Regions from separate parts of the Homo sapiens genome. Here region 1 is linked to region 2. A link is an interaction called in ENCODE POLR2A ChIA-PET data of the cell type or tissue named here. Cell type or tissue: PC-9. All regions are shown on one strand. Links, peaks and the distances in the headings refer to the core of each region. The heading gives the core; the rest is flanking DNA.

Evidence for each region. ChIA-PET counts read pairs that join two places held together with the same protein. Peaks named below come from ENCODE experiments on the same cell type or tissue, not always from the same donor. Only the 100,000 strongest peaks of a DNase experiment are listed, where the experiment ranks them.
Region 1: POLR2A ChIA-PET joins it to region 2 with 9 read pairs; 2 of 35 experiments call an interaction of 5 or more read pairs at or near these places.

What each region holds. Positions count from the first base shown.
Region 1 is chr3:188,228,472-188,235,524 of GRCh38, reverse strand. The region is part of intron 2 of LPP (LIM domain containing preferred translocation partner in lipoma); the gene reads right to left. Among named protein-coding and RNA genes, the nearest start is that of FLJ42393, 53 kb to the right of the region's middle. In PC-9, for the core only: no CTCF peak of the experiment used is centred there; a DNase peak (open chromatin) is centred at 4,344.
Region 2 is chr3:188,805,722-188,812,774 of GRCh38, reverse strand. The region is part of intron 9 of LPP (LIM domain containing preferred translocation partner in lipoma); the gene reads right to left. Among named protein-coding and RNA genes, the nearest start is that of MIR28, 120 kb to the right of the region's middle. In PC-9, for the core only: no CTCF peak of the experiment used is centred there; no DNase peak of the experiment used is centred there.

The DNA of each region.
Region 1 (7,053 bases), core at 1,442-6,441, 580 kb after region 2:
AAAACATGTCTAAAAAAACTCTAGACTCTTAAGACAGGGAGGACCTTAAAAGTCATCATGTATAACATTTTATCCCCACCACAAAATACCTAAAATAGAAAATACCTAACTGCATCAACCCCACCTAGACATCTGCAGTGATTGTGAACTTCGACCTCCTGAAACACACATTCCATCTGTGGTTTGCTCTTAATATTAAAACATTAAGCATTTTCCATAAACATTGAGAAAACATCAACATTCTCACACTATCTATCTCTTGCTTCCAACCCACTGCTGCCAGAACTCTTCCAGAGGTCCCAAAAAGTGAGTTTGCACCCGTTCCACAGCAGAGACCCAGGACAGCACCACCTGCTCTGCTCTCTCCTCCTCCTGCCCCTTTATTTCTTCTTTACACTAAGCACTTCCAGTTCCTTCTTCATTCCTCTAGGGTTCAAGTTTCCAGCACCTTCAGCCATCCTAAAATGCCCTCTTCCTTTCCTTCCTTTATTCTTGTCCCAGTGTTCAATCACCTGGTTGCTGAGCTGACCTACTGCTCATGCAATTGGGCTTTTTGCAGAGAGCTAAGCATTTTGTCTGGAGTTGGAAGAAGGGGAACAGGAGATCTAATGGATTCATGGGGTAAGGCTGATCCAATTAAGACCCTGGCAGGATCACCTGCCTTTCTGACCTTGACCTTGAACTGCCATCTTTGACATAAATTTGAATAGTGGGGACATCATAACTCCTAGGAAGCAAAGAAGACAAAGAGGTGAAAAGTGACCTCACTCAACCTCAAAGACATACAGAGTTTGAGTAGTCTTGTGTTTTCAATAAGTCATGGATCTTCTAGAACTTCTTATTCTAGCTTTTCATCTCCCACAGCCAGCCTACGTGTATGAATGTGAGAGTCAAATGTGTAGCTTTTAACCATCTCTGTGTCAGAGAATCAGCTTCTAAAACTTAATGGGCTACGTGATCTTGGGCAAGACACTTCACAAGTCAGTAAATCAAAGCATCCAGAAGGTAGAACAAAAAGAGACATTTAAATCACCTAGTCCAAAAGCAGCTCAGATACCTCTCATATGCTTTCACTCTCCACTCCCATGGCGATATTCCTAAGTGATCATTAGCTGAGTCAGGATGCAGCCTCAGAGTCCTTCTCAGCACAGCACCTCAAGGAACCACTACCAACACATCATTTGGCCATGTGAAATAAAATCCAAACCACTCATTCCTCAGCTGAGAAAAACTGAACCACAAAGATGAGCCATGACTGACTGCCCGGGTCTCACTATTAGGAGCAGACCGGGAACTATCAAAACCCCTTACCCCATTCCTCTAAGTCATTTCTCCTCCCTAACTCTGACAGTCTGTGAATAGCCCTTGGAGCAGGGGTGGGGGTTTGCTATTACACTAAGTTCCATAAGAGTACAGATAACGGGTTTCTAACAAGGGGAAGGAGCAACACAGGAGGCTTAAAGGAAGATGTGCATTTGAGCAGGCTACAGAAGGATGCTATTTGTGGGAACCAGTGAAGTATGCCTTTAGCAGAAGAAAAGTTAGGATTGGGGTGAGCATTCCAGCAGAAGAAACAGCATAAGCAGAGGAATGGTGAGGACTCTGGAGTGCTGAGCAGGGGGTGAGCAGCGGCTACACACAGAGGCCATGGAGGGTGGCAGTGGGGATTGGGAGCGAAGAAAATGACAAGATTAAAAGAGTAACCAGAGACTTTGTGGAGTTGTAAATGCTGATTTTTAAAAATTGACTTAAAGGCCTTAAGTGTAATAAATGGTAAAAGAAGATTTAAACAGGAGTAGAAGGAAAAGTAAAGAATATATCTCCATTCTCAATGGGGGGAAAAAGCCTTGCTATAAACTGTATTACAGGAATACTTTCATTATGTAAAAACCTATTTTGTTTTCATGTCATTCTTAGATTACATCATAGAGTGGCTGCAGCCATCTCACACTATATTATAAATAAATCACTGGCTTAATCATAGAATGAGCCAGGGCCTCAGATTTAAAAGGAAAACATTAGATCATTTTTAATAACTGATATAACTCAAACCAGTTGGCATTGAACCACGGTGAGGTGATCTCATCCTGAAGAAGTCCAAAAAGGACCCAAAGCAGGTCAGAGCTGAGCAGGTCCCAGAGACACTTCCATTTACAGATGAAGAGGTTGCTAATGGCACCTGAGTAGAATTCACCCCTGGACTAGTCTTGCCATTAAAATCAACACTTACTTTCCAGTAGTGATGCCCAATAAGCCTTCCCCATGAAACACAGTGGATAAAGGTTTTGTTCCTAGAGCCACTATATTTCCAGGTATCAGAAAACATGAGCACATTATGATGTTTGTAGTTAGGCCTTGGGAGTCATTATGCAAAATTAGAAATGTTGAGGCTATTAATTATTCAGGAAACATGAAATCTGGGGTGACCAATACACAAACGCTGCAGGTCTAGGCCAATCCAAGGGGACAGTGTAAACAGGACATGAGATAATGGCCTAACAAAGAAAAGAACTAAGGGTGATCTCCAGCAAAGAGTTATGGACTCTTAAGGTGATCAGAAACTTAACATTTAATGTGTGCCAACTACATAAGAAGTACCACACTCAATAGGTACTTTATAGACATTACGCTGCTTTGAGAGCACCAAAGACTCTGAAGTAGGCACTCTTCACTCCATGGCTTGCAGAAGTGAAAACAGGCTAAAAAAAACTAAGTGAACTAGGTAGGATTCAGTGACTAACGTGACAGTCTTCCTACTCCAAATTCCTCTTTACCATGTTGTCCTTGTCCAACTAAAACTCTATTTCCTACTATGTACTTTTAATAAAAATGAAATAATTGGTAAGAAACACTTTAATAACAAGCAGAGTTAGCCAGGCATGGCAGCTCACACCTGTAATCCCAGCACTTTTGGAGGCCAAGGAGGGTGGATCACTTGAGGTCAAGAGTTCAAGACCAGCCTAACCAACATGGTGAAACCTCCTCTACTAAAAATACAAAAAAAAAAAAAAAAAAAAAAATAGCCGGGTGTGATGGCATGCATCTGTAATCCCAGCCACTTGGGAGGCTAAGGCAGGAGAATCGCTTGAACCTTGGAGGCAGAGGCTGCAGTGAGCTGTACCATTGCACTCCATCCTGGGCAACAGTGAGACTCCATCTCAAAAAAAAAAGAATAAGATGAGTATTAAAAAAAATTGCTGAGAGTTGAAAGGGACTATGGAGCAGGTAGTAGAATTCACGTTCTGGCCAGCCACATTCTCAGTGACCAAAGCTGTGCGTTCCTCATTTTGGCTGTAAAGTCACTAATAAGCTTGACCATAATTTTAAGGCTCCAATTTCCATTAATTTTTCTAGTTATGTGAATGTGGACTCTAAGGGAACCTGTCATCTTCTATAAAATAAACTGCGGAGCTTGATTTTGAAAAGGACTGCTTTGGTCGGGGGAAGAGAAGGATGCTCTGGAAAAGAAACTCCCTGCCAGACAGAGGGTATTGGCTGAGGTTTTATGTCTGGTCTTGTCAGTCTCAAAGTAACGTTGTATATCAGCTCTCTGTTCCTAAAACAAATGTTATTCATAACTGCAGAGATACACTGTCTGAGCCGTGTAATATTGATTTATGCAACTTTTCAGGACACAACATGGCCCACCAGGAGACGCAGACCCCTGAAATTTAACTAAAGGGACAAAATCAAAGCTCAAGATTCCAATTTTTGACCTATTTTTCCTAATCTGTTTCTGGGACAGGAGAGAGTTTGAGAAAAGAAGAGAAAACATCCTAAAAGTTGCACAGACTCATTATGCAGCAGAGACTGTGTGGAGCGGTGGAAGGCGGGGCACAGAGAGGAGCTGCAGATGGTTCCTCCCTTGACTACCGCTGGCTCTGTGGCCCTGGAAGAGTATGTGCCCTTTCCAAGTCTCGGTGTCTCACGCATACAGCAAGGGGCTCAAGCAAGAACCTTTCGACATTTCTACCAAAAAAGCTCTACCGCTGAGGAGGGCAAAAATACAGAGGTAAGGGAACACGGCATGAATTGAAAACTTGTGTTTTTCTTCTTAAAAGCCATGCCAACTTTACATCCTGTGCTATTATGTACCAGTGCTTCTCTTAAGAGTTTTAAATGGAGTTTTCCCCCAAAAATGTCTTCAAGTAAAATTGATCCACAGAGGTGTGCTGGGTTTATTCAACTGCTTCAGGCAACGTCCACTTCCACCTTAGCACATCCATGTAAACCTGGGGAATCTGTGGTAAGCAGCCCCTAAGATGGTTCCGTGTAACTCCACCTCCTGGTATTAATAACCTTGTGCTCATATTCACCCCTCCCCTTCAGTGTGGCCTGGACCTAGTGACTCGCTTCTCGTAAAGAGAATGAGGCAGAGGGAACAGTGTGTCACCTCCAGGATTAACTTATAAAAAGACTGTGATTTGCCTCTCAGGGACTCTCTCTTGCTCACTCATTTTGAGGGAAGGCAGCTGCCATGTGAGCTGCCCTATAGAGAGCCCTACACGGCAAGAAACTGAAGTCCTCAGTCCAATAATCTGTGGGGAAACAAATCCTGCCAACCATCATGCGATGTGCTTGGTAGCAAGTAGATCTTCCCCGGAGTTCAGCCTTCCGGTGAGACTGCAGGTCCAGCAACACCTGGACTGCGATGTGGTGAGAGATCTTGTGGCACCCATCCAAGCTGCTCCCAAATTTCAGAAACTGTGAGATAATATTAATCAATGCTTTTTTTCTTTTTTTTTTTTTTTGAGACAGAGTTTTGCTGTTGTTGCCCAGGCTGGAGTGCAATGGTGCGATCTCGGCTCACCGCAACCTCCGCCTCCTGGGTTCAAGCAATTCTCCTGCCTCAGCCTCCCGAGTAGCTGGGATTAGAGGCATGCCCGGCTAATTTTGTATTTCTAGTAGAGATGAGGCTTCTCCATTTTGGTCAGTCTGGTCTTGAACTCCCGACCTCAGGTGATCTGCCTGCCTCAGCCTCCCAAAGTGCTGGGATTACAGGCATAAGCCACTACGCCTGGCCTATTTTTTTCTTTCTCCCAACTCTTCATCCACGCCCCATGAGATCTGAGACTATAATTTATCTCAATTTCCCAAGCACTCAGCGTAAGGCCTGAAACATATCTGGTGATTAATAAATGTGTACCATAAATAATATGTTTCTTGTAATCCCAGCACTTTGGAGGGCCAAGGTGGATGGATCATGAGGTCAGGAGATCAAGACCATTCTGGCCAATGTGGTGAAACCCCGTCTCTACTAAAAATACAAAAATTAGCTGGGCGTGGCGGCACGCACCTGTAGTCCCAGCTACTCGGGCAGCTGAGGCAAGAGAATCTCTTGAATCCTGGAGGCGGAGGTTGCAGTGAGCCAAGATCGCACCACCGCACTCTGGCCTGGCAACGGAATGAGACTCCATCTCAAAAAAAAAAAAGAATATGTTTCTAATGTGTATTTCTCCTTTATATGTTTGTCTTTTTCCCTAACTATAAGCTTCTCAGGGTCAGGGACTAAGCCTAATTCACATAGTTTCCTAAAGATCATGAGGTTCACTAACACCCAGACCAACACTGAGATCAGGGCAGCAAACACATACTCTATGAACCAGGTGTAAATATTTGGCCACAATCTACAAAGGTCTCTCTACCCATTCAAACTTCAGATGCTGTCTACCACACAGCAACTCATTGAGGAAGACCTGAGAATTCGGATCCCCTAAGGCCATGCCTAATGTAGAGTAGAGGTATCTCCACTGTGCCAGAAGCCAAGAAATAGGAGAATGTGGAATTAGGAGGAAGGAAGCAAAAGAGAGAAAGAGATATCACTACTTTTTACTTTCGTGGACAGCAAACATACCTCCTACAAGACATCCCTGGGTTACACGAAGAACCATAGAGTTTCAGGGGACTGGATAGGTCACTGCTCAGACCCGACAAATCCTCTTGTAATTTTTGAAGCAAATAACATACAAGCAATAAAAGCTAGCTGAGCAAATGCTCACACATGCCCAGAAAGCACCTGACTGAGGAATTATAGACAGCCAAGACATTCACCTCTGACGGAAGTGACCAATGCTTTGCTTCCGGCAGAGACTAATACCTGATACTTCTGAGGACCAAAGAGGAAATATTAAAACTGAAAGCCCTTGGCGACAGTCGGCAATTGTAAACCGGTATCAACAGAGGGAAATAATTTCCTTCCTGACTCCCACTGGGCTAGTCACGCCTGGAGCAGCAGGTATGATTATCTAATCTAACAAAGTAAGAAGCCAAATGGGCTAGACTGTAGCTTCTATGGGTTCTCTCAAGCACTGAGCTTCCCGGGTTTCTTAATTTACCACCCTCCACCTCCTGTCTCAGGCAAAAATGAATGTGAAAAATAATAATACATAATTCTATTTCAATTTTAACCTGCATCATTAAGCAAAGTTGCAGATCTAGCTGCAGGACTGAGGACGAGTTAGTGCCCATCCAACCCGGAGGAGGAAGAGGTACAATGTTGGCAGGAAGGGCATACGCTGAGCATGTCTAATGTTCCCGATGCTGTGCACTGAACTTACATTGTCTTTTTCTTTATATTCAAGATGAGTCTTTAAGGAAGAAGACAACTGTAATAATGTATCATACAGGAACCACACTTTATAGTTTACAAAACAGGTTGGCATTTAACAATGCACTTGCTCTAAGCAAACATGAGAGGTAGGCAGGGCAATGATTATTGTTCCTAATTCTCAGATCAAAAAAATAAGGGTGAAGGGATGTTGTTTTTCTAGGGTTGCACATCTCATACTTGTCAGGACTTCTGTTAGGGCATCCCACCATACTCACTGCCTTTTTATGCCCTCACAAACTTCTTAAGTCAAAAGCCTCTTTCTGTCCAGTCATTTGGGATTTTGTTTGTTTAGTTGTAGAGACAGGGTCTTGCCACATTGCCCAGGCTGGTCTCAAAATCCTGGCCTCAATCGATCTTCCTGCCATGGCCTCCCAAAGCACAGGGATTACAGATGTGAGCCACGATGCCCAGCTTGTCCAGTCATTTGTTTCATTCTCATTAAA
Region 2 (7,053 bases), core at 1,376-6,375:
GGAGAGTGAGAGAGTATAATTAGCTCCTGGGCATGAGGGGAAATCTCAAAAATTACCCAGGAATGAGGGAAAAATGTCATTCTAGGGTTAGTCCTTTGAATTTATTTAATAATTACATCTACAAAGAGAACGCTAATTTACCCCATCAGTGAACATTTTGGAAACTATTTATTTGGTTTTAAAAATATAATCTTTAAAACATCCTCAATATGCACAAGAGAAGGGGAAAGATAAACACAGATGCTAAAGAAACAAACTGAATTGTGCTTTTTTCAGTTCTTCTAGTCATTTTTGCAAATTCCTTCAAAGTATGCATTTAGATCTTTTTATGTTCTGATTACATTCATCATTAAAACATTGGGTAAAATCCACCACTGCTACCATTGTGGAACTGGAGATTTATGCTAGCTGCAAGAAATACGTTTTTGGAATTCTTTGGTTGCATGAAGAATTCAGTTTGCCCACTGGCACTGCAAGCACCAATAAAAGGAATTGGGGAGCATTGTAGTGAGGAATTTTGTAGTTGAAACACACAGAGGAAAAGCAGAGTAACCAAAATTATCCAGATTTTACTTTATTTCTTATTGCTTAGATCATCAACTATATGAACTACACTTAATGTTGAAAATAAAATATATTTATAGAATATCTATAAACGTACTCAACCTTGACCTAGGAACAGACCAGGAGGAACGTAAGGGAATAAGAATTCTTTCCACAAAGATCCTCTTACTACCTTACAAAAACTTTGGTGGGGAATAAAAGAATGATGAAGACAATATTCTAATGATCTGCAACACAAAGGACAAATGCTTGAAGGGAGATGGATACCCCATTCTCCGTGATGTGATTATTATGCATTGCATGTCTATATCAAAACATCTTATGTACCCCATAAATATATACATCTACTATGTATCCACAACTTTTTTAAGGATTTAAAGAAAAAGAAAACAACAAAAGCACAATGTTCCAATACTCAAACGTTTCAGTGTAACTGAGAGATCTCATTAAGTACATTTACTAGCAAAAATTTACCCCAGGCAAGTCCCTTCCCTTCCCTAAGCCTCAGTTTCCTCATCTATAAGATGAGAAAGTTTTCGACCCCAAGACAGTTTTGGACCCCATGATCTGTAAGGGTCTGTCCTTAATAAATGGTTCTAAGATTATTTCTTCCAGTGCAAAAGACCTGGATATCCCCAGTAATTGCTATAAAACAAGGCCATAGGTTTCTTTCCTAACATAATGACTAAGTTCTATAATCCAATTCTTACGCACTATCTACACTGCTATACTTAAAGGTTAATATCAAATGATGTCTTCTCCAATATGCTTTTATTGATTTCCCCAATCATAATTTTTCTCTCCCTACTCTTTGAGCGTGTGTGCGTGTGTGTGTGTGTGTGTGTGTGTGTGTGTGTGTATACAGCACTTAATCATTTTCTCGCTTTCAAGACCCCTAAGGTCAGTAACTTTTCCTTCACTTTTCATTTCCTAAATGCCCACTGTATAACAGGTTCTCAGTTAATGCTTGGGGATGTGAATATCTATAGTTCTCTTATGTTACAGTCTAAATGATATCCTATGGCCACTTAAGATAGGTACACTTTTCTATGAGTTATACTTCATTGAAAATTTTTATATCAATAATTTACTGAAATCATTATATGCACATATATATATACCCTATAACTCATACATGTGTGTGTGTCGTATGTATTCTCCTACAATTAATGAATTCCATTCCTACATCTATACCCTTGAGAAATATTTTATATATGTACACCAAAAGACATGTGCTCATAGAAGCATTCCTTGTTGTCATGAACCTAACCATAAATAATTCAAATGTCTACTAATAGAACAAAAAAATTATGGTATTTTTCATTCAATCAAAAATTATATAGAATTGAAAATAATTATGGCTTCTGTACAAGATGGAGAAAATGAAAGGAGCACCACTCCCACCCATACAATAATTTAAAACAAGCCAGACAGTGTGCAAATCTAAAACTGGTTTTGAATCCATAGAGAACTGAGGCTGCAGAACAACCAACTACCGTAGTGTCCTTTTATCCGTGGAAGATACCTTCCAAGACCACCAGTAGATACTGAAACTGTGGATACAACCTAACCCCTATACATACTGTTTTTTCCTATACATACATACTTATGATAAAGTATAATTTATAAATTAGACACAAAAAAGATTAATAGCAATAACTAATAATAACGTAGAACAATTATAGCAATATCCTGTAATAAAAGTTACATGTATGTGGTCTCCCTCTCTCTCTCTCTCTCTTTCTCTCTCTTTGTAGAGAGACAATAGTCTCTACATGACTATTGTAATGTAGTCACCTATTTTTGGACTGTGGTTGACCATGGGTAACTGAGACTGCAGAAGGCAAAACTACTGATAAGTGGGAGTTGGGGAAACTACTGTAACCTGAAATCTAAGGAAAGATAGATGCCTCTGAGGAGAGACAGGATGTGAACACTTGCAGAACACTAAGGCAGATGCCTTACTGCCTTAAGGCCTCTGAATGCCATACTATTGGTAACAGAAAAAAAAAACTACAGTTATTAACCAGTTGCAAGAGACTAGTTGTAGGGTAGTATTAAAACACAGAATCTTTGGGCAGTGCAGATAGAAGCGGAATTTAATTTATACTCTTTTCCTCAGATCTCAGCAGATGCTCACACGAAAGACCTGAGGCAGAATAAGAGTACTGATAGACCAATGGAACAGAGCAGAGACCTCAGAATTTACACCACACATCTACAACCATCTGATCTTCAACAAACCTGACAAAAACAAGCAATGGGGAAAGGGTTCCTTATTTAATAAATGGTGCTGGGAAAACTGGCTAGCCATATGCAGAAAACTGAAACTGGACCCCTTCCTCACATCTTACACAAAAATTAATTCAAGATGGATTAAATACTTAAATATAAAACCCAAAACCATAAAAGCCCTAGAAGAAAACTTACACAATACCATTCAGGACATAGGCATGGGCAAAGATTTCATGAGGAAAATGCCAAAAGCAACTGCAACAAAAGCTAACATTGACAAATGAGATCTAATTAAACTAAAGAGCTTCTCCACAGCAAAATAAACTATCATCAGAGTGAACAGGCAACCTACAGAAAGGGAGAAAATTTTTGCAATCTATCCATCTGACAAACGTCTAACATCCAGAATCTAGAGGAACTTAACAAATTTATAAGAAAAAACCAAACAACTTTATCAAAAAGTGGGCAAAGGATATGAACAGACACTTCTCAAAAGAAGACATTTATGTAGTCAACAAACATGAAAAAAAGCTCAATGACACTGATCATTAGATAAATGCAAATCAAAATCACAATGAGATGCCATCTCATGACAGTCAGAATGGCGATTATTAAAAAGTCAAGAAACAATATATGCTGGCCAGGCTGTGGAGAAATAGGAACATTTTTACACTGTTGTTGGGAATGTAAATTAGTTCAGCCATTGTGGAAGACAGTGTGGTGATTCCTCAAGGATCTAGAACCAGAAATACCATTTGATCCAATAATCTCATTACTGGATATATATCCAAAGGAATATAAATCATTCTACTATAAAGACACATGTACCTGTATGTTTACTGCAGCACTATTTTTCAATAGCAAAGACATGGAACCAACCCAAATGTCCATCAATAATAGACTGGATAAAGAAAATGTGGTACATGTACACCATGGAATACTATGCAGCCATAAAAAGGAATGAGGTCATGTCCTTTGCAGTGACATGGATGAAGCTGGAAGCCATCATCCTCAGCAAACTAACACAGGAACAGAAAACCAAACACTGCATGTTCTCACTTATAAGTGGGAGTTTTAACAATGAGATCACATGGACACAGGGAGAAGCACAACATACATCTGAGCCTGTTGGGGGATGGGGGCAAAGGGAGGGAGACCATCAGGACAAATAGCTAATGTATGTGGGGCTTAAAACTAGACAACGGGTTGATAGGTGCAGCAAACCGCCAGGGCACACATATACCTGTGTAACAAACCTGCATGTTCTGCACATGTATCCTGGAACTTAAAGTAAAATAGAATAAAATAAAAAGCAAAAAAGAGTACTGATAAAGTATCTGTTGTGGTGCAGGCTTCAGGAGCGGAACAGCAGCAGCTCTGGGAAAGGCTTAATGCCCTGCCCATATACTTCTCCCGGATTGTCCCTTTGGAATAAAGGTCTTCAGCCCCAGGAAAATAACAGTGAGTCTTGTGGCTCTTAGGGCACCAGTGATAACTCATCATAGGTAGGGGAAAAGAATAAGAAGTGATTTTAGTCCCGGGGAGAGGCAGGATCACTGAAACAGCCTGCTTCGGAGACTCACAGCCACACTGCCTCTCTAAAACTGAAGGTAACAGCAGAAAATGTCCCTCTGCCTCAAAAGCATCAAGTAAAAAGTAACAGCAATCAAGTTCAACCACAAAACTAATTTACATTCCCACCAACAGTGCAAAATTTGGGAGACAGACAAAAAAAGAAGTTGTCTCTGTGGTACAGGCACAAAAAGAAGATCTAAATCTGAGGGTGGAGCAAATACTGAGAAAGTCCTTTTGGAAAACCACTCCTCACCACAAAGACAAAGTAACATTAGAGATATTTGAAATCTGTGGTGCACTAAGGGGAATCACAGCAACAACAACAACAAAAAATTCAAATCAAGGCCAACTTCTGACAAGATTGACACAAACACCCCACACTAAAGGCCTAACAAAAGAAAAGGCATGTTCATTTACAGGTGTGAAATATATTAGCCTATCTTTATTATCCTATATAATATGTCTGGCTTTTAACAAAAACTTACCTGGCATACCAAGAAGTAAAAATAACAACACACTGTCAAGAGACAAAGCAACAAACAGAAATAGACTCAGAAATAAGACAGATGTTGGATTGATCAGATAGGGAATTTAAAATAACTATGATTAATGTTTAAGGCTCTAGTGAAAAAGGAAGAAAATTTGCATGATCTCAAAGATATAGAGACTGTCATATGAGAATATTTCTCATTCTGTCTTATGAAAATAAAATGAAAATGCTAGAAATGAAAATCATAGTAACAGAGAAGAAGAATACTTTGAATAGGCTCATAAGCAGACTCAACTGGGGAAAGAATTAGTAAACTTAAAGATAGGTCAATAGAAATTTATAGAAAGAGTGAAAAGTAAGAGAACAGAGCATCAAAGAATTATAGAAAAATATTAAGCCTGTATGTAGTTAGAACTCCAAAGAGAAAATATAAAAGAATGAAGGCAACAAACCACCAAAACAAAATAAAAATTGAAGAGATATTGGCTATCTTCTAAAGAATAAACAACCAACTGAAGATAGAAGAGCCAAGAAATTAAGGGACTGACAAACAGGATATATACAAACACTAAAACTAAAACCAGAAAACTAAAACTAAAAACCCTAATAAACATAGCTTCAAGCTGTTAGAAAAGAGACAAAGGATAAAAGTTTGAGATCAGTCAGAAAACAAAAATTCATACTGCATTGAAAGCAAGAAAGACATTGACAGCAGACTTCTTGTCAGAAACTATGCAAGTGAGAAAACAATGAAGTGACATCTTAAAAGTGATAAAAGGAAAAAGGCCAACCAATTCTCTACTTGGTAAAAATAGTTTTCAAATGAAGGAGAATTAAAAACTGTTTCAGGACAGAATTGAAGAAATATTGAAGGGAGCTCTTCAAGCAGAAGGAATACGGTATCAGACACAAAGGTGGATTTATACAAAAAAATAAAGTGCTGAAAAAGCAGAAATGAATTAGCTTTCTCATTATTTTTAATTGCTCTAAAAGATAACATTCTAAAGCAAAATTAGTATCAATGTGCTGTGTATTTATAGAATATATATAAGTAAAATGAATGACAACAAGAACACGAAAAGATGGTAAGTAAATTGAGAGTAACAATTGTAAGGTCCTGAAACTACTCAGACAGTGATATAATAGTATTTGAAGGTAAACTCTAGTTAATTAAAGGTGTATATTGCAAATCAAAGGGTAATACTAACATTAAAATCAAGAGTATAAATAATAAACAAATAGTGTAAATGAGATGGAATTGTGAAAAACATTTAATTCAAAGAAAGGCAGGAAGAGAAAAATATAGCAGATGGAAAAGTAACAAAAGCTGATTGTGAATTTCAATCCAACTATATCAATAATCACATCAAATGTAAATAGTGTAAACACACAAATTAAAATACAGATGGTCAAATTGGATAAAATGAAAGACGTATCTGTCTAAAAGCAAGCTACTTCAATTATATAGACATTGATAGACTAAAAACAAAAGGCTGGAAAAATACTTTGTAAACTAATAAAAGAAAGTTAAATTAATATTATCTAAAATTCAGAACAAGAATATTTTCAGAGTTAAAGAATCATATTATGTAATAAGGAAGGAATTGAATATGGGGTTAAGATGATATAACAATCCTAATGTATGTGCACTTAACAGTATGGCTTCAAAATACATTAAAACAAAAACCATACAAGTGAAAGGAGAAATAGACAAACCTACAATTATGCTCAAAGTTTCAGTATCCCTCTAATAATTTACTGAAAAAGAAGACAGAAAATCAGTAAGAATAGAGAGAACTTGTACAATACTGTTAGCCAAATTAACCTAATTGACAACTATAGAACACTTCACCTAATAATAGCAGAATACACATATTTTTGAAATGTGCAGAGCATTAACCAAGATATACCATATTTCTAGCACATAAAACAAACCTCAACAAATTTAGATGAATTTAAGTTACACAAAACATGTTCACAGATCACAAGGAAATAAACTAAAAGACAATAACAGAAAGGCCTAGAAAAAATATCCAAATATTTAAAAATTAAATAACACATTTCTAAATAAACCATGCGTCAAAAAAATTACTAGATACATTAGAAAATATCTTGAATGAAAATGAAAACACAATATATCAAAATTTGTAGAATGCAACTTAAGCAGTACTTTGAAATTGGATGTTCAT